2 separate regions of the Homo sapiens genome follow, and region 2 is linked to region 1. The links are chromatin loops, found by intact Hi-C in ENCODE. Cell type or tissue: heart right ventricle. All regions are shown on one strand. Links, peaks and the distances in the headings refer to the core of each region. The heading gives the core; the rest is flanking DNA.

Evidence for each region. A loop is a pair of places that touch in the nucleus more often than their neighbours do. Peaks named below come from ENCODE experiments on the same cell type or tissue, not always from the same donor. Only the 100,000 strongest peaks of a DNase experiment are listed, where the experiment ranks them.
Region 2: a loop joins it to region 1, with 2.4 times the contacts of the local background. A loop is called at or near these places in 7 of 110 quality-filtered maps.

What each region holds. Positions count from the first base shown.
Region 1 is chr19:6,220,622-6,228,621 of GRCh38, reverse strand. MLLT1 (MLLT1 super elongation complex subunit) reads left to right here. Exons shown (of 12, transcript NM_005934.4): 5 at 1,520-1,645; 6 at 5,938-6,501. Among named protein-coding and RNA genes, the nearest start is that of MLLT1, 55 kb to the left of the region's middle. RefSeq lists an enhancer at 889-1,554. In heart right ventricle, for the core only: a CTCF peak has its summit at 4,127 (motif pointing left); no DNase peak of the experiment used is centred there; H3K27ac peaks cover 1,690 bases.
Region 2 is chr19:6,406,243-6,417,430 of GRCh38, reverse strand. It overlaps KHSRP (KH-type splicing regulatory protein), which reads left to right. Exons shown (of 19, transcript NM_001366299.1): 12 at 344-444; 13 at 549-693; 14 at 781-941; 15 at 1,024-1,133; 16 at 1,535-1,623; 17 at 1,697-1,897; 18 at 1,974-2,051; 19 at 2,130-4,329. The coding sequence ends at 2,407. MIR3940 (microRNA 3940) reads left to right here and starts at 920; the gene lies at 920-1,021. It also overlaps the pseudogene LOC390877. RefSeq lists enhancers at 4,085-4,909, 4,910-5,734. In heart right ventricle, for the core only: a CTCF peak has its summit at 4,826 (motif pointing right); no DNase peak of the experiment used is centred there; H3K27ac peaks cover 893 bases.

The DNA.
Region 1 (8,000 bases), core at 1-8,000:
GTCAGCGAGCGCTGCTTTCTCTGCTCCTCTCACTGGGGGTTGCTTGGAGATCGGTAATGGGAGAGAGGGTAGGACTTTCCGCCGTTCCAGCCTTGTGCCCCTTAGGACCGTGTCTTGTCTCTGCCCCCATGGCTGAGGGTCTGTGTTTCCGCCGGGGAGCCTGGTCCTCCTGGCAGCACTTGTTGGAGGTGGGAGTCATCTGCGTGTTCAGTTCCCAGTTCCTTTTTCTCAACGGTCTGTGCTAGAGCGAGACACTGCGTGATCCTGAAACAGTCAGTCTAGGGCATTGTTTTGAGGGGAAAGAAGGTAAATTACCATGAGAGTCGAAGGAATGGGCCTGAGAGCGAATGGGGCTCAGCCTCCTGGCAAGCCCGTCTGTGCATGGCAGCCTTCTGTGGCTCCTCCGTGAGCTTGCGTGATGTGCGTGCTCCAGAGTGTGGAGGGCCTCCCGTGGCGTGTTTTCAGGGACGGCTGGGGCACACATGCTGTCAGTGCTGAGCTATCATGGTCAGACAGGCTCTGAGAAGCAGCTCAGAGCAGGGACCCTAGGGGCCCATGGCCTCTTTTCAGCCAATGTCCCCATGGCCGCATGACATCAGTGTCCTTAGATGAAAGGCTTGGCTGGCCGGGAACTGCAGGTGCTCAAGGCTGTTAGCAGTGCTTCTTCTACCGACTTCAATACTTTTTTTTTGAAGTGTATTTTCTTCTTTTGTTCTCTCTTGCGGCCATCTGGGAGGCTTTTCTCTGTGGTGGTGGCATTCCTTAACTCGCAGTGTTGATATCTCAAGACCTTGCTCCGAGCTTCCCCCTGCACAGCAGGTGTTTCCTGGGAGCCCTCCTGGAAGGACCCCAGAACTTTCGTCATCCGTAGCCTCTGATGGAGCGCAGGAGCAGGTGCCCCATGCTGCAGGCTCGCTGGCTCACTCGGGCCTGCTTTGCAGAGAGACCCCCCCAGTAGGCACAGGTCGTCTGCCTTGGTCTCGGCCTCAGCCTGGGTGCTCTTGCCCTGTTCGGGTCCGCTGCAGTCACCGCACACCAAGGACGGCTCATTCTCCGGGCACGTGGGACCCACTGGAGTTGCACCCATGTGCACCCCGGGAAGTTGCTGCCTGCCTTTCGCAGGCATCTGGCTGGCCTCTCACACTTCTGAGCTGTTCCCCCTAAACCTAAGCGCGTAGGTCAGGCTTCGGCCGCAGCTGCCTTCTCATGATTCTCAGTGTGCTCCGCAAGTCTTCTTGGGCCAGCCCTCCGGTCCACTGTTCCCGGAAGGCCGCGTGGCCCCACCTGGTCCCAGCCATCCTGGGACCCTGGGCTTTTCTTCGCTCCCCACCCATGCCTGCTTCTTCTGCGTGCTCAGCACCCAGTCCCCAGCAGGGAAGCACCTGGGATTCTTTCGGGAAAGCGCTCAGGCTCTCCCTTCTCCCCTCCTGCAGAGGGAAGCCCCACCACCTTCAGCCCGGCCCGTGTGGGCCCCCTGCCCCCTGCCCATCGATAATGACTGTCTCTTCTCTGTCACTAGGTGATGGTAATGCCCGAAGGAGCAGACACGGTGTCCAGGCCCAGTCCCGACTACCCCATGTTACCCACAATTCCACTCTCTGCCTTCTCTGACCCCAAGAAGACCAAACCATCCCACGGCTCCAAGGTTAGTGAGGCGGAAGGCCCAGTCGCGTGGGAGCGCCGGGGCCCAGCTGTGGTGGGTCTGGCCCCGGCGCCCTCCCTCCACTGGGCTGGGCCTTCCGCACCTGCTCGCTCCCTTGGCGTCTTCCTCTTTGAGCTCTCTGCACACCCCTCGCTGCGCACTGCCGCTTCCCTAGGATTTCAGGAATAAGCCCGTGATCATGGGCTCTTTGCCCTGTTCATCTTGAGGCCAGAGACCCTGCCTAGTCCTCTCCCGTTCTGCCAAGTGATGGCAGGGCCCCAGGACTGCTCGGCCTGAAGCCCTGAGACCTTCGCCGAAGGCTGTTGGGGCGGCCGCTGGGTAGAGTGTCTCTGTCTAGGCTGCAGCTACCCACCTCTTCAACCCTCCTGAGGGCAGCTGGGGCTACTTCTGCCCTTGGCTATGCCAGGCTTTGCATCTCGGGCTATGGCTCACTGCAGAGTTTCGTGGGGGAAGGGCAGGGGAAGCCAGGTGGGTGCCAGCTGAATTTCAGTGTGGAAGAAACTTTTTACGGTCTCATCTCGGCCCAGTCGGTCAGGTGGGTGGCACTCGGCCTTTCTGAGGCTTCTCTCTCTAAACCATCCCTGAGCAGCAATTCAGAAGACAAGCTAGAAAGCCCTTTGATGGCATCACAGTGTCCCTTTAACCCCTGAGCACGCCCCAGTCCTCTGTAGCTGCCCACTCAGCACAGCCGTTCCTGGAGGCTGAGCGGCACGGGCCCTCGGGGCAGCTGCCCGGTGCCTGCCACCCACACATCTCTCCACCGGTCCTCTCCTTTCTCCTCACCTCACTTGTCTGCCAGGCCCTGCGTGTGGGCCCAGCCATCCCAGGCAGGACAGGCAGGGCTCTCCAGCTGCCTCACAGACTCACCGTCAGCCATGCGGGAGAAGAACCGCAGCACCCAGGCAGGTCTTTCTGGCTCTTTCCCCAAGGCCAGCAGGTCTTAGAAATCGTCAGACTTGCCAGATTCTCTGAGTAGGAAACGGAACCCTGGGGTCTCCCCACTCGGCCTCCTGGCCTATCTCTCCCTGAGCCTTGTGGAGGCTCAATGAAGGAAAAGCTCTTGCTGGGGATCTTGGCAGTGTCCCTCTCAGCTACCACAACAAGATTTCTTCTGTACGGGTCACTTCAAGCCACCTAAAACCCTGCGTAGAAAGGACTTCTTGGTTGGAGAGGTGCCCTCCCTGGGGCTGGCGGGGCTGCGTCTGCTGGGGCTGCTGGTGGTATCTTTTGCCGGAGTGTCTCTGAGACCCCTGGAGGCCCCAGCTGGTGAGTTTATCCACCAGGCTTAGGAGGCCTGTGGGCTCCACCCTCTCCGTCCCTGGAGGCTTCTCCAGCTACCGGGTGGAGAGATGTAGGCGGCATCTGTGGGGAGCATCGGGCAGCATGGGGTCCTGCCGAGGCACTTGTCTGCTGAGGGCATTCTGAGAAAGCCCCTCTGCCCCGAGCCCTAGCCTGGCGAATGAGCTGTCGGCCCCACCATGGAGCCCTGGGTGGCACAGGCCCATGAACCGGCCTCTTCCCCAGCTGAGCGACCTCCTTTGGTCACTGGCTCTCTGCCTGGAGAGTGAGTGGCCGGGCCATGTGCTCCAAGCAGAGGGGCCTCAGCAGGGCTCCCTGAGCCCAGAGAGATGGGATAGGTGGGCCTTTTGGGGCCTTGCCCATCAGAATCCCCAGGCCGGGGGACTGCTGGTGAGTGCAGCTGCGGCAGCTTTAGGGGACTCAGTCCTGGGGTTTTGTCCCCACTTCACAGCCACCACCCAAGAGTGGCGTGGCAGGCAGGAACCACAGCCTCATAGAGGGGGCAGGACCCTCTCACAGCCTTGCCTGGCAGCAGCTGCAGGGAGCCAGGTGTCACCCATGTAATGTCAGGTACTTGGCCTGGTTGCTCTTTCCCGTGGAGGTTCGCAGACAACCTTGCAAACGTGATTTTGATGGCTTCTCACCCTGGAGAGTGCTCATGTTATGCTTAAAATTTAGTGCCTAATTCGGATCACGAGGTCAGGAGATGGAGACCATCCTGGCTAACACGGTGAAACCCCGTCTCTACTAAAAATACAAAAAGTTAGCCGGGCGTGGTGGCGGGCGCCTGTAATCCCAGCTACTCGGGAGGCTGAGGCAGGAGAATGGCATGAACCCGGGAGGCGGAGCTTGCAGTGAGCCGAGATCGCACCACTGCACTCCAGCCTGGGCGACATAACAAGACTCCGTCTCAAAACAAAAGCAAACAAACAAACAAACAAAAAAATCGTAGTGCCTAATTTCAGAACCTGTGGTGTCGGGTGCCTGTGCTCCTGTGTGGGAAGACTCCTTCTAGCCAGGCAGGCCCTGGTGGCAATGGCGGCTCAGCTGACTCCAGGCCAGGGGCACACAGTGAGACCTGTGTTAGGGGCCTCTGACGTGCCTTTGGAGTTTGCTCTCATTCTGCCCTTGGTGGCTGTGACCCCGGCTGAGCTCCTGCAGCCCAGCTGGGCGTGTGTCCCCTGCTGGAAGAGGCCAGGGTGGCAGGTGGCATTGCAGTCTCTCACACCTCCCTCCTTGGGTAGTAGCTTGCTGTGGAGCACAGCCCCATTCCACACCCCAGCTCCCAAGGGGACACCCCCTGATAGCCCTGCATGGCCCAGGCCAGCTGGGGGGATTCTGGGGGCACTCCCGCTGTCCCAGGTGGAAGAGCCAGGCTGGGCACAGGGCTTGCCCTTTCTCCAAGGAGGTGGCAGAGGCCTCACAGCCACTGGTACTGTTCCTGAGCCTTTGACACTGAATGTGGGCTGTGGCTTTGCAAGAAGATGGCCAGCCCAGGAGACTGGCCATGGGGCAGCAGCTGTGTCTGCCCTGTGGTTTTTTGCTGGGAGGAGTCTGTCCCTGGACACTCAGGTGGTTTTCAGAGGCCTCTACCCAGCCTGCCCCTCCCGCATGTCTTTGGGGGATCTGTGAAGCGTGGCCCCCCTCCTCCCTGGTACTCTCACTGCTCCCGGAGCCCCTCCCCAGGGCCTTCGGGATCTGGCTGCTGCTGGCTTCTGTGCCGGGAGGCCAGGTACACAATTGTCTGGACAGGCTCTGGGGCCGCCGTGCACCTGCTGGCCGCTGCTCCTTTCCTAGCAAGGGTGGAGCCCCTGGTGGCTAACAGCAGAGAAGCCTGCTCAGTGCTCCTGGGTGCGTGGGGTGATACAGGGTCTCTGTAGGGAAGGTGAAGGCGTGGCTCCCACCGTGGGGAGTGCTGGCAGTGTGCCTATCGGATGGGGTGTAGGGCAGAAACATACAGCATACAAGCAGCAGCGCCCAGGCTGGCCGCGGGCTGAGCCAACTCAGCCATGGTGCTGGCAGCCCCCACACTGTGTGCTCGCTGCCAGCCTGGCCTGTGCCATTGCCCAGTGAGGTGGTGGCCTTGCCCTTCCTCGAGGAAGCAGGCACAGATGGCTTCGGTTTTCTGCCTGGGTCCTGTGGTGTGCAGGTCACAGAGCTGGGCTCACTCCTGGGCCTGTGTCCTGCTGCTCTCTGCCATCATCTTACCTCTGTCCTCAATGGGATCAGCCCCCGAGTCCAGCTCCACCCTAAACCCCCGGGGTTTCCGAGGCAGAGACCTAGGAATGTCCTCGGTGTTTTAGGAAAGCGACCCAGGCGGTTTCCCTTCTGAGAAGCCCGGGAGCTGTTTGCTCCGTGCGGTACCTGGGACCCAGGGACCCAGTGGGCGCTCAGCAGTTGGCTTCCCGAAGCCAGGCCTGAGCTGGCTGGACCCTGGGGGTGTGGAGTCCTGGGGAGAGGGGCCGACGGGGCTCAGAAAGGAAGCCCGTGAGTGACCGAGCAGGAAGCACTGAGCTTCCCGCACGTAGCATGAGTGCTGGGCGAAGGAGGCTGAGATGAGGGGCAGGGCTGCGTCCAGTGCCCGCCAGCACCCCGCAGTGCCAGCGCAGCCTCTGACTTGCCCAGGCCCAGCTGTGAGGTGTTAGGGCGGGCGGGTGCGGGCGAAGTGGCCATGCTCTGCCTGACTCACCCTGTGCTCTTCTTGAATCCCTCAGGGAATGTCAGTTCAATTCTGAGGGGAATCTTAGCCTGCAGCTGCCGGGGACCAGCTGACACTTCCTAGTAGTTTAAAGGGACAGCTCCATGTAAAACTCTCACCTACTGCCTTACCTTTTTGCTTTATGGAAGAGTTTCTCTAGCTGAGGCTGAATCAGGTGGATTATGCTTTGTAGGGGTCAGGGGTGGCGGAGCAGGGCGCCCCGCAATGCCACGTGACCTTGTCTCTCCCCTTGCCCTCCCTGCTCTTGGCCTTGCAGGACGCCAACAAGGAGAGCAGCAAGACCTCCAAGCCACACAAGGTGACCAAGGAGCACCGGGAGCGGCCCCGCAAAGACTCCGAGAGCAAGAGCTCCTCCAAGGAGCTGGAGCGTGAGCAGGCCAAAAGCTCCAAGGACACCTCGCGGAAGCTGGGCGAGGGCCGGCTGCCCAAGGAGGAGAAGGCGCCACCGCCCAAGGCTGCCTTCAAGGAACCCAAGATGGCCCTGAAAGAGACCAAGCTGGAAAGCACGTCCCCCAAGGGTGGGCCCCCACCCCCACCCCCACCCCCACCCCGGGCTTCCAGCAAGCGGCCGGCCACCGCCGACTCGCCAAAGCCCAGCGCCAAGAAGCAGAAGAAGAGCAGCTCGAAGGGGTCCCGGAGTGCTCCAGGCACCTCGCCCCGCACCTCCTCCTCCTCCTCCTTCTCGGACAAGAAGCCGGCCAAGGACAAGAGCAGCACCAGAGGGGAGAAGGTGAAGGCCGAGAGTGAGCCCCGGGAGGCCAAAAAGGCCCTGGAGGTGGAGGAGTCCAACTCAGAGGACGAGGCCTCCTTCAAGTCCGAGGTGAGTGAGTGCTGGGGGCAGGGCAGCCAGGTGCAGGCAGTGTGGTGGGACCCGCCTCCCTTCTGGAACAGCGGAAGGAGGTGGGATCTGAGCCAGGACCTCAGGTCTCACCAGCTGCTCCTCCCACTGGCTTCTTGTAACCTGGGGCCTCCACGCCTCACTAGGCTTCGGTTTCCCTGTCTGTCAGGTGATAAAGTCTGCCTCGTGAGGAGTCCCTCCTCGCCTCCTCGGTGGCATTTGTGGGTGGCTCTGGTAAAGCATGATGGTGTGGTCCTGAGGTTCTGAGCTCCCCTCCTCCAGCAGCCCCCTGCATGGGCCCGGGTCTTGGCCGCTCTGGTGCCAGTGGGCAAGCGTGTCTCATGGTTGCTCTGACCATGGCGTGGTCAGCCCGGCCTGGAGCTCTGCCAATAGGGCATCTGGGAGACTCACCCTTGTCTGGAGGTTAATGATGAGGGCTTCAGACAGCCCCTAGCCATGAGGAGCAACAGGTCCGTGCCCGGCTCCCTATTTAGGTGGCTGGTGGGGTCAAGAGCATCCCTCCTGCCCACACCCATCGCACACAGCTGTGACTTGGGGATACTCACATCTGGCCCCACCAGTGTCTGAGCTTGGAACGAGGACCCCTGTCAGGGACCGGCCTTGTCACCATGAGAGGCTGCTGGCTTGTCCCACAGCACAGCGTCCGGACATTCTCAGAGGACTGCATCAGACATGACTTGAGCCGCAAGAGCTGGTAGCCACCTCATGGTCTTGTGGCCAGACCCTGTTTGGGGCCTGGGACGGCGGTGGTGTCTTCCAGCGCTATTATCTGGCACTTGGCATTTAGACAACAGACACTGGGCCCGGTAAAAATGAATGAATGGATGGATGAGGGTTGGGCCATTTACCTCTGTTGCCAGCCCCAGCCCTCAGGGGCCTTTTGTGGGTCCGGCTTGCCCTCAAGGAAGCTTTGCCTCTGGGTTGCTGAGGCTTTGAAAAGCCGCTGGGGCTTTGAATGCAGGTCCCAGCCACAAAGCCCGAGGGGGTTATGTGGGCAGCGCTCATTGCCCCCAGGGCCCTCATGGAGGTGGTGGGGCTGGCTGGGGGTGACGGTCCAGCCTCTGGGTAACAGTGCATCCTGGCTCATAGACACATGGGCTGGCAAGGCTGAGTGCCCGGTGCTCCCATGGCTTGGCAGTGGCTGAAGACGGCACCATCTGCTATGACCCTGAGGCGGTGGGGGGGCCGGTGCCACCTTCCAGAAGTCCCGGCCCATCTCAGTAGCCCTCCCAGCTGTGGGAGGGCCTGGCGGTGCCTGCTGGGCACCGAGCCTGACCCCTTCTCTGCCTGTGCAGCAACCACAGCCCTGGGCAGGCGCTTGTCCCCTCCCTTCTACCCCAGGGTTGGGGATAGGTACTGAGTGACATGCAGTCCCAGGCCAGGCATCTCCAGGCGAGGTCTTCTGGTACCTGGGGCTGGGTGTGCAGCACGCTGGGCAGCGGCAAGGCAGCTCCACGGCC
Region 2 (11,188 bases), core at 1-8,000, 190 kb before region 1:
CTCTGGGCTCTTGCCAGTCCTCAGGCAGTCTCTGAGCTGCCTGCCGTGGGGAGAAGGGCCCCTCTGGCTTTTCAGAGATTTATTGTTCTGTAAAATCTCTCAGTGCTGGGGGTGCTGTGTGCTGGAAGAAGCTTGAGCCACCTCCTGGCTTGGCCGTGGGTTTCCTTCTCTGGGAATGTGGGCCGCCTCCCCCTCAATCCCTGAGCGAGTGGAGGCTGGGAGCGGCGCAGCGCGTCTGAGATCTCAGGCCGGCGTGGTGTCTGCGCTGGAGGCGGCGTTGCAGGGCTCTGGGGTGGGCTCTTCTTTTAAACTTGTGTCTCTGCTCTCTCGGTGCTGGCCTCAGATGACGGGACAGGGCCCGAGAAGATTGCTCATATAATGGGGCCCCCAGACAGGTGCGAGCACGCAGCCCGGATCATCAACGACCTCCTCCAGAGCCTCAGGGTAGGTGGCCCCGGGTGCTGAAGGGGCTGGCAGGGCCTCCAGGGGAGTGCAAGACCAGACCGGCTTCCAGGGTTCATCATCCTCCTCCTCCTCTTGTCTTGCAGAGTGGTCCCCCAGGTCCTCCAGGGGGTCCAGGCATGCCCCCGGGGGGCCGAGGCCGAGGAAGAGGCCAAGGCAATTGGGGTCCCCCTGGCGGGGAGATGACCTTCTCCATCCCCACTCACAAGTGTGGGCTGGTCATCGGCCGAGGTGAGTGTGGCCCCCTGCACCCTATCCCTTGCCCCCTCTTCCCTGGGCCATCACTGCAGGCCACCTTCACCTTCTGCGTTTCTGCAGGTGGCGAGAATGTGAAAGCCATAAACCAGCAGACGGGAGCCTTCGTAGAGATCTCCCGGCAGCTGCCACCCAACGGGGACCCCAACTTCAAGTTGTTCATCATCCGGGGTTCACCCCAGCAGATTGACCACGCCAAGCAGCTTATCGAGGAAAAGATCGAGGTGGGTTGGGGCGGGCTCTGGGGATTTGGTCTCACAGCCCGGATCCCAGCCCACTTACCTTGGTTACTCTCCTTCCTTCTAGGGTCCTCTCTGCCCAGTTGGACCAGGCCCAGGTGGCCCAGGCCCTGCTGGCCCAATGGGGCCCTTCAATCCTGGGCCCTTCAACCAGGGGCCACCCGGGGCTCCCCCACAGTGAGTATCCTCTGCCTCCTGGGTTTTGAGGCCGGGGGCTTACTGAGCTGGCAAGAAGAATAGCAGACCCCATTTCCCTTTCCCTAGAAGTGCAGGCGGGGGGCCTCATCCAGCCCATTTTTGTGGATACCATCAACAGGCCCTCTCCTGTCTACTGGTAGAGCATGTGCCTTTCAGCATCCCTCTGTGCACGTGCAAGTTTCGCGGCTTCTTTCATGTCCTCAAGCTGACGCTGCGCGTCCTTCGAGTTGCTTCTTGTCTAGGCCTTTCCCAGGCGCCCCGTTGAGCCTGGTGGTCTGGGTCTCTGGCGCCTCCCCACTGAAAAACATCCCCACCCCAGGTGGTCCGGCTGCGGCCACCCCCGCACCACTGCTCAAGCATCCCTTTCTTCTCTCCTGCAGTGCCGGGGGGCCCCCTCCTCACCAGTACCCACCCCAGGGCTGGGGCAATACCTACCCCCAGTGGCAGCCGCCTGCTCCTCATGACCCAAGTAAGTGATGGGCCACCTGGCGGAGGGCAGGCCCTGTTCTGTCCCCCCGTCTCACCCGAGGTATCTCCTGCAGGCAAAGCAGCTGCAGCGGCCGCGGACCCCAACGCCGCGTGGGCCGCCTACTACTCACACTACTACCAGCAGCCCCCGGGCCCCGTCCCCGGCCCCGCACCGGCCCCTGCGGCCCCACCGGCTCAGGGTGAGCCCCCTCAGCCCCCACCCACCGGCCAGTCGGACTACACTAAGGCCTGGGAAGAGTATTACAAAAAGATCGGTGAGTCTGCAGGGTGGCGGGGGGGCTCCAGCCCTGCCGGGGGAGTGGTTTCTGACCTGTCTCGGCGCCCGCACAGGCCAGCAGCCCCAGCAGCCCGGAGCACCCCCACAGCAGGACTACACGAAGGCTTGGGAGGAGTACTACAAGAAGCAAGGTGAGTGGCCACCATGCGGGGACAGGGGCAGGGGCAGCCCTCACCCACAGCCTCTCACCTGCCTTTGTCCACCCACAGCGCAAGTGGCCACCGGAGGGGGTCCAGGAGCTCCCCCAGGCTCCCAGCCAGACTACAGTGCCGCCTGGGCGGAATATTACAGACAGCAGGCCGCTTACTACGGACAGACCCCAGGTCCTGGCGGCCCCCAGCCGCCGCCCACGCAGCAGGGACAGCAGCAGGCAAGTGGGAATTGCCACCCTCCTCCTCCTCCTTTCTCCTTCCAACCCCCGGCCACCGTCCATCCTGCCTTAGTGGGTAGCGCCGGAAACCCCTTCCCCTGCGGGGTGTGCCCTTGATGCCTGCAGCGGGGGCCGTGTGGCCGGAGGTCTCCGGGAGTCCCCACGCACCGCCAGGGAAGCATTCGCTGGGTCCAGAGGTTAAACGAAGAGGCCTCCCTGCGCCGGCTGCTTGTTCCTGTGTGCCGCTGTCGTGATGCTGGGGAGCGCTGAGACTCGCAGGCGGGACTTCTGAACTGCTGGGGAGTCGGGGGGCAGGCAGACAGCGCGGACGGTGGGCACCGGCCCGGCCGCCACCACCTCGCTCACAATCTGGCCACTTGGGAAGAAAACGTCTATTTTTTCCCCTTCTCTGCATCACTTTTTTGGTTTTTGTTCTTTTTATTCTTTTATTTTTTAAACCCATGATCTTTTTTCCTGTGTCCAAGTGACTGTGTTGCAGGCGGCCTGGCTCTGGCAGGGACTGGTGGGGACGCGGGGAGCGGCCCAGGCCCCTGCCCCGCCGGGCTCAGCCTCCCATGCGCTCGCGCTTGCCTGTGTCCCGGGCTTGTCTGTGAAGTGGGCGTGAAGATCGTTGCCACCTTCCAACCTACCTCACAGGGGTGTTGTGGGGACACCATGATCTCTGGATTGTTCATGTCGTCGTGCTGCGCCGGGAGCCACCGCCCTCCGGAGACAGGGCAGCTCCCCTACGACCCTAGCGCCTCCGCCCTCCGCGGCCCCTCTCCTCTCTTCCTGCTCTGTCCCTCCTTCTCCATCAGGGAGCAGCGTGACTTCAGCGAGTCCCGCGAGCACCTGGCTAGACAGTTAACAAGCACGTCCTTCCAGCCTGAGCCAGCGCAGGTTTGGGAGGGGGCTTCCTGGCCCCCCCCACGGTGTTCCAGCCCCTCCTCTCTTCCGCCCCCTAGTCTCCCACCCTTCCCTCCCCGTAGTGACCAATTCCTATCTCTTCCCTCTCCGCAGGCTCAATGAATCGAATGAATGTGAACTTCTTCATCTGTGAAAAATCTTTTTTTTTTCCATTTTGTTCTGTTTGGGGGCTTCTGTTTTGTTTGGCGAGAGAGCGATGGCTGCCGTGGGGAGTACTGGGGAGCCCTCGCGGCAAGCAGGGTGGGGGGGACTTGGGGGCATGCCGGGCCCTCACTCTCTCGCCTGTTCTGTGTCTCACATGCTTTTTCTTTCAAAATTGGGATCCTTCCATGTTGAGCCAGCCAGAGAAGATAGCGAGATCTAAATCTCTGCCAAAAAAAAAAAAAAACTTAAAAATTAAAAACACAAAGAGCAAAGCAGAACTTATAAAATTATATATATATATATTAAAAAGTCTCTATTCTTCACCCCCCAGCCTTCCTGAACCTGCCTCTCTGAGGATAAAGCAATTCATTTTCTCCCACCCTCGGCCCTCTTGTTTTTAAAATAAACTTTTAAAAAGGAAAAAAAAAAGTCACTCTTGCTATTTCTTTTTTTTAGTTAGAGGTGGAACATTCCTTGGACCAGGTGTTGTATTGCAGGACCCCTTCCCCCAGCAGCCAAGCCCCCTCTTCTCTCCCTCCCGCCCTGGCTCAGCTCCCGCGGCCCCGCCCGTCCCCCCTCCCAGGACTGGTCTGTTGTCTTTTCATCTGTTCAAGAGGAGATTGAAACTGAAAACAAAATGAGAACAACAAAAAAAATTGTATGGCAGTTTTTACTTTTTATCGCTCGTTTTTAACTTCACAAATAAATGATAACAAAACCTCCCCGTCTGCGGGTGCTGTCTGTCTCCCCCCCTTTCCTTCCCTCCCTGTAGTTTTGAAGCGGATGTTTGTTCTTTATAGATGTTGTTTAAAAAGCCTGATAATGGTGATTGAAATTTACAAACTTTGTGTTTTTTTTTTTTTAAGAAAAATATAAAATAGTTTTCTTCAGGCTCAATGTGCTTTCCTAACCGTGCCCCCCCCCCTTTTTTTTTTTTGTTAAATAAAGTGCTTTTTGTTTAAAAAAGACTGCGTGCTGGCCGCAGTTGTGTTTGTGAGAGGAAACAAGTTGAGCAAGTCTCAGCCAATTAGAGTGGGGTGTGGCCCCCCAAGACTTTCCCCTTCCCATGTGGGAAGGGGAGGCTGGCTGAGCCCAGCACTGCTGTCTTCCCCTACCCAGTTTCCCTCCAGCACCTTGGGGAGCAAGGCGCTCAGGAGGGCCTCAGGGACCGGCGTTCCCATGGATGGGCTGTTGCTACAGGAGGTCCTCTGGCCTGTTAACGTTCAGAGCCCTGAGGTGGGAGCCAGGCCCGCGTCAGTGCTCGCTGGGTGATGGGACCGGATGTGAGGTGGGAGAGGGCACCGAGGGGCCACCCAAGCTGTTTGGACCTGGGCAGGTGTCTTGCAGCCCCGCATGCAGCTGCAGGGTCTCTGAGGTTGTGGCTGAATGCCAGCGTTTAAAACTCGCTTCATCTTAGATGTCCTGGGCTCATGGGCCTGGTGATAGCCCCGGCAGGAGCCAGTAACAGCTGTGGCCTCTAGGGGGGGCTGTTGACAGTCCCCTGACCCATGCAGGTGTGCCAGGCACCTGGCCCAGTGGGGCATGTTCCTTGGTGGCCCCTGGCCAACCTCCCTGGTGGGGAAACAGACCCCGGGAAAGGGAACCTGTTGCTCTGGAATCACAGGGGGCATCGGTCCCCCTTTCTGGAGGTCTCACCTCCTAGGTACGCACCCTTCCCACGTACTGCACGGGTTCCGGTGAGGGGCAAGGCCCACCCCCAGCCCCTCTGTCTCACTGCAGACTCTCAATGACAGAGCAGCACTTGGCAAAGATGTTCTCTGGTGCTGCTTCTGCCGGGATCTAGAGAAAGGGGAGCCGCAGGGGTCAGGTCTGGGCCCCACGGCAGGGACACCACCCTCTCCCGCTCAGACCCTGGGAAAATCCCAGAGGCATGCACGTGAAGGGAGAGGGGACAGGGTCAGGAAAGCTTGTGTTGCTGACTGCTGTGTGAGGGCGTGCAGGGAGGCCCCACCAGTGTCCCATTGCCTTCCCACGTGAGCCAAGGCTGGGTTCTCAAGGCATTTCCTGGGGGAATGGGAATCCCCCAGGTTACCTGGTAGGAAAGCGAGGACCAGGCCCGGGTGACCCTGGACTGTTAAAGCCAGACTTGTTCCCTAGGGGTTGGGGTGCAGTGAGCCAGAAGCGGGGAGCACCTACGTTTCAGAGCAGGTTATTGCGCTGGTAGGTCAAGACCGGCTCACACAAGGTATAGTGCGTGTCCAAGCGCTGGTGGATGGCCAGCTCCGAGTCGTCTGCCCGGTGCTCCACCTGGCCCCAGTGTAGCACTCGTCGGAGCATCGTCTCCATGGAGCAGTCAAACACGATGACGACGCTGGGGGCCTGGCCCACCTAGGAACCCGAACAAGGGGGCTGGGTGTGGAGGGACCAGGCACAGTGGCTCCAGAACCCCGGCTTCCCCAGAAACCAGGTATCTAGGATTACGTGGGCAGGTAAGAAATAATCAGGCCACCCTGGTCTGTTTTATTTATTTATTTATTTATTTATTTATTTATTTATTTGGGCACGTAAGGAATAATCAGGCCACCCTGGTCTGTTTTATTTATTTATTTATTTATTTATTTATTTATTTATTTATTTATTGAGATGGAGTCCCACTCTGTCGCACAGGCTGGAGTGCAATAGCACGATCTCAGCTCACGGCAACCACCTCCTCCCAGGTTCAAGCAATTCTCCTGGCTCAGCCTCCCAAGTAGCTGGCATTACAGGTGCACACCACCACACCCAGCTGATTTTTGTACTTTTAGTAGAGACGGGATTTTGCCATGTTGGTCAGGCTAGTCTCGAACTCCTAACCTCAGGTGATCCTCCCGTCTTGGCCTCCCACAGTGCTGGGATTATAGGCGTGAGCCACCATGCCCAACCTTGTTTTATTTTTCTAGCTCAAGTTTTACGTATTTACTTTTTGGAGAGGACAGGACATTCACTGCCAAACACACACACACACACAGTGAAGCATCTCGCCATCTCCAACCACCCAGGGTCACTCTCCCTGGAGGCAGCCTAGTTACCTGCTCCTGTGTCTCCTTCGAAAGCTATGAGGCATGCACACTGCAAGCAAATATGGTTCTAATACTTTTTTCCTCCTCTTTTTTTTTTTTTTTTCCTTGAAACAGAGTCTTGCTCTGTCAACCAGGCTGGAGTGCGGTGGCGCGATCTCGGCTCGCCGCAACCTCCGTCTCCCAGGTTCAAGCAATTCTCCTGCCTCAGCTTCCCAAGTAGCTGGGATTACAGGCAGCCACCACCACGCCCAGCTAATTTTTGTATTTTTAGTAGGAACGGGGTTTCGCCATGTTGGCCAGGGTAGTCTCGAACTCCTGAGCTCAGGTGATCTGCCCACCTCAGCCTCCCAAAGTGCTGGGATTACAGGCATGAGCCACCGCGCCCAGCCTAAAAAGTAAAATATTCTTAAGTGACTCAAAAGGATACTTGCACAGAAGGATCAGATATATATTCTTGGATAGAAAGACTCAACATTATAAAGGAGCTGAGTCTTCCCAAACTAGTTTATAATTGTCATGTGATCCAAATGTGATGCAATGGCCAAGCATGATGGCTCACGCCTGTAATCCCAGCACTTTGGGAGGCTGAGGTGGGTGGATCACTTGAGGTGAGGAGTTCCAGCCCAACCTGGCCAACACAGTGAAACCCCATCTCTACTAAAAATACGAAAATTATCCGGGCGTGGTGGTGCACGCCTATAGTCCCAGCAACTCGGGAGGCTGAAGCAGGAGAATCGCTTGAACCCGGGAGGCAGAGGTTGCAGTGAGCAGAGATCACACCACTGCACTCCAGCCTGGGCAACACAGCAAGACTCTGCCTCAAAAAAAAAGAAAAGAAAAGAAGAAAGGAAAAAGCCAACAACCTGTCAGAAAAAAAAAAAAAATATATATATATATATATATAGAGAGAGAGAGAGAGAGAAAGAGTTTACTGAAGAAGACAACAAAACACCTTTCAAACTTTTTGTATTTTTAGAGACAGGGTCTCACTCTGTTGCCTGGGCTGGAGTGTAGTGGCAAGATCATAGCTCACTGCAGCCCTGAACTCCTGGGCTCAAGCGATCTCCCACCTCAGCCTCCTGAATAGCTAGGACTACAGGTATGTGTCCCTGTGCCCAGCTTGGCCCTTAAACTTTGCAAAAGATATTAAAACTCAATTGTAGCCAGAGAAATGCTCATTACAACCACACTGAAATACCACTTCTCACCTACACAGGTTGACAAAAATCCAAAACCTTGGCAGCATGTTCTGTAGGTCTCACTGTAAATGTAAAATGAAGAGGAATCTGGTGATGGCTAGCAAAATTATGCATTTCTCTTTAATCCAGCAATTCCACTCCTAATCTATTTCAAGGATACTAGCAAAAAGGTGAAATGACATGCAAAGGTTATTATTTAATGTGGCATTGTCTGTAGTGGCAAAGGATTGAAAGTAATTTATTGCCCATAGGAGATTAGCTGAATATACAATGGCGTGGCCACACAATGGAATACTACACAGCTGTAAAAAAAGAAACAAGGAATATCTCTTGACACTGATGTGAGATATTCTGGATGGATATATGGCAAAGTTAAAAAAAACAAAAAAACAGGCTGGCATGGTGGCTCAGGCCTGTCATCCCAGCACTTAGGGAGGCCGAGGCGGGCAGATCGTTTGAGGTCACGAGTTTGAGACCAGCCTGGCCAACATGGTGAAACCCCGTCTCTATTAAAAATATAAAAATTATCCTGGCATGGTGGTGCACGCCTGCAGACCCAGCTACTCAGGAGACTGAAGCAGGAGAATCGCTTGACCCAGGAAGCAGAGATTTCAGTGAGCCAAGATGACACCACTGCACTCCAGTCTGGACAACAGAGAAAAGAAGTTGATGTAATGAAATACTGCAAACGCACACAGAAGAGGATAGCGTGAGGAATCCCCAGACAGCCAGGTCTAACCATTGTTGTATCTGTGCCCAAACCTCTTGTGAATGCTGGTTATGGGTTTTTGGGTTTTTTTCAGACAAGGTCTACTTTTGTCACCCAGGCTAGATAGAGTGCAGTGGCGTGACCATAGCTCACTGGGGCCTTGAACTACCCAACTCAAGTGATCCTCCCGCCTCAGCCTTCTGAGTGGGGGGGAAAAAAAAGGATACAAGGTCATTTGAAATAATTATTTTCTGACTGGGCACGGTGGCTCACGCCTGTAATCCCAGCACTTTGGGAGGCCAAGATGGGCAGATCACTTGAGGTCAGGAGTTCGAGACCAGCCTAACCAACATGGTGAAACCCCATCTCTACTAAAAATACAAAATTAGCTGGGTGTGGTGGTGCGTGCCTTTAATCCCAGCTACTTGGGAGGCTGAGGCAGGAGAATCGCTTGAACCCAGGAAGCGGAGGTTGCAGTGAGCCCAGATTGTGCCATTGCACTCCAGCCTGAGTGACAGAGCAAGACTCCATATAAAAAGATATATATATATATTTTCTGTGTAATTAAGGAATGCAATAGATACATAGTTGGGTCATTTGTTTCAGTTAGGTTTCATTATGTAGGGTTGCCTGGCCAACCCTGTATTTTTATTATGGTGCATCTATAGTGGGATAGAGTTGGTCCTCCATATGCGTGAGTTCTGCATCTGTGAATTCAACTAACCTCAGACTGAAAATATTTGGATGCCGGGCGCAGTAGCTCACGCTTGTAATCTCAGCACTTTGGGAGGACAAGGTGGGCAGATCACTTGAGGCCAGGAGTTCGAGACCAGCCTGGCCAACATGGTGAAACCCCATCTCTACTAAAAATACAAAAAATTAGCCGGGTGTGGTAGTAATCTCAGCTACTCGGGATGCTGAGGCAGGAGAATCGCTTGAACCCAGGAGGCGGAGGTTGCAGTGAGCCGAGATCGCGCCATTGCGCTCCAGCCTGGGCAACAAAAGGGAAATTCTGTCTCAAAAAAGAAAAAAGAAAAGAAAATATTTGGAAAACAAGTTGCCTCTGTATTGAACATGTATAGACTTTTTTTTTTTTTTTTTAAGACAGGGTCTGGTTTTTTTCCCCATACCTCACAATGTCCAAAATAAAATTCTTTTTTTTATTTGTTTGAGACAGGGTCTTGCTGAAGTACAGTGGCGCAATCATAGCTCACTGTAGCCTCAAACTCCTGGGCTCAAGCGATCTCACCTCACTCTCCTGAGTAGCTGGGACCACAGGCGTGGGCCACCTTGCCCAGCCCAGAATTTTTTCCTTGTCATTATTCCCTAAGCAATACACTATAACAACTATTTACATAACATTTACATTGTTTTAGGTATTACAAGTAATCTAGAGATGACTTACAGTATATGAGAGGGTGATCATAGGTTCTATGCAAATACTATGCTATTTTATTATTTAACTCTTTGAATATGTAATTTATTTAGAGATGGGGTCTCACTATGTTGCCCAGGCCGGCCTCAAACTCCTGAGCTCCCACTTCGGCCTCCCAAAGTGCTGGGATTACAGGTGTGATTACCGTACCTGGCCACTACTGTGTTATTGTATATCAGAAATGTGAGCAGCCAGGTGTGGTGCCTCACGCCTGTAATCCCAGCACTTTGGGAGGCCGAGGTGGGTGGATCGCCTGAGGTCAGGAGTTCAAGACCAGCCTGGCCAACATGGAGAAACCCTGTCTCTACTAAAAATACAAAATTAGCCGGGCATGGTGCCACATGCTTATAATCCCAGCTACTCAGGAGGCTGAGGCAGGAGAATTGCTTGAACCCGGGATGCGGAGGTTGTAGTGAGAAGAGATCACGCCACTACACTCCAGCCTGGCGACAGAGCGAGACCCTGTCTCAAAAACAAACAAACAAAAAAACTTCAGCATCCATGGATTTTGGTATCTGAGACAGATCCTGGAACCAATCCCCCATGGATACAGAGGACCTACATATTAAAGGAAAACGAGGCCAAGCACGGTGGCTCACGCCTGTAATCCCAGCACTTTGGGAGGCCAAGGCGGGTGGATCACCTGAGGTCAGGAGTTTGAGACCAGCCTGGCCAACATGACGAAATCCCATTTCTATTAAAAATACAAAAATTATCCAGAGATCGCTTGAACCTGGGAGGCAGAGGTTGCAGTGAGCCGAGATCATGCCACTGCACTCCAGCCTGGACAAAGGACAAGACTCTGTCTCAAAAAAGAAAACTAAAATAAATAAATAATAATAATAAAGGAAAATGAGAGCTATAAAGAAATCTTAAACTTCCTTTTCTAATTTTATTCTTTTATTTATTGTTTTGACCCAATAATTGTACATGTGTATAGGGTACATAGTGATGTTTCAACACATATAGTTTTATTCTTAGTAGTTAATGTTGGCATATTGTTTTCAAACTATTTGGTATCTAATGGTATGATGCAAATGAGTATGTTAGTGGTATTAAGAACCAAAATTTTTAGGGAAAGAGAAAAGGGAAGGAACAACACTGTAAGTGTCACGTGAACGTGAAATATCAGAATGAACTTGTGATTTCTTTTTCTCTTTCAAGAGTATGTGTTTCTTAGCTCTGTTCACTGGGAAGATCCAGAAACGATGACAACCCAATAGCAACGAGTATTCTTTGAACCCTAATTTTGCACCACGAAAAGGGCTTCTGGAAAAGACCCATTCCAGGACTGAGCAAGAAATGTAAAAAGTGGGAGTTTAGGCCGGGCGTGGTGGCTCACACCTGTAATCCAAGCACTTTAAGAGGCCAAGGTGGGTGGATCACCTGAGGTCAGGAGTTCGAGACCAGCCTGGCCAACATGGTGAAACCCCATCTGTACTAAAAATATAAAATTTAGCCAGG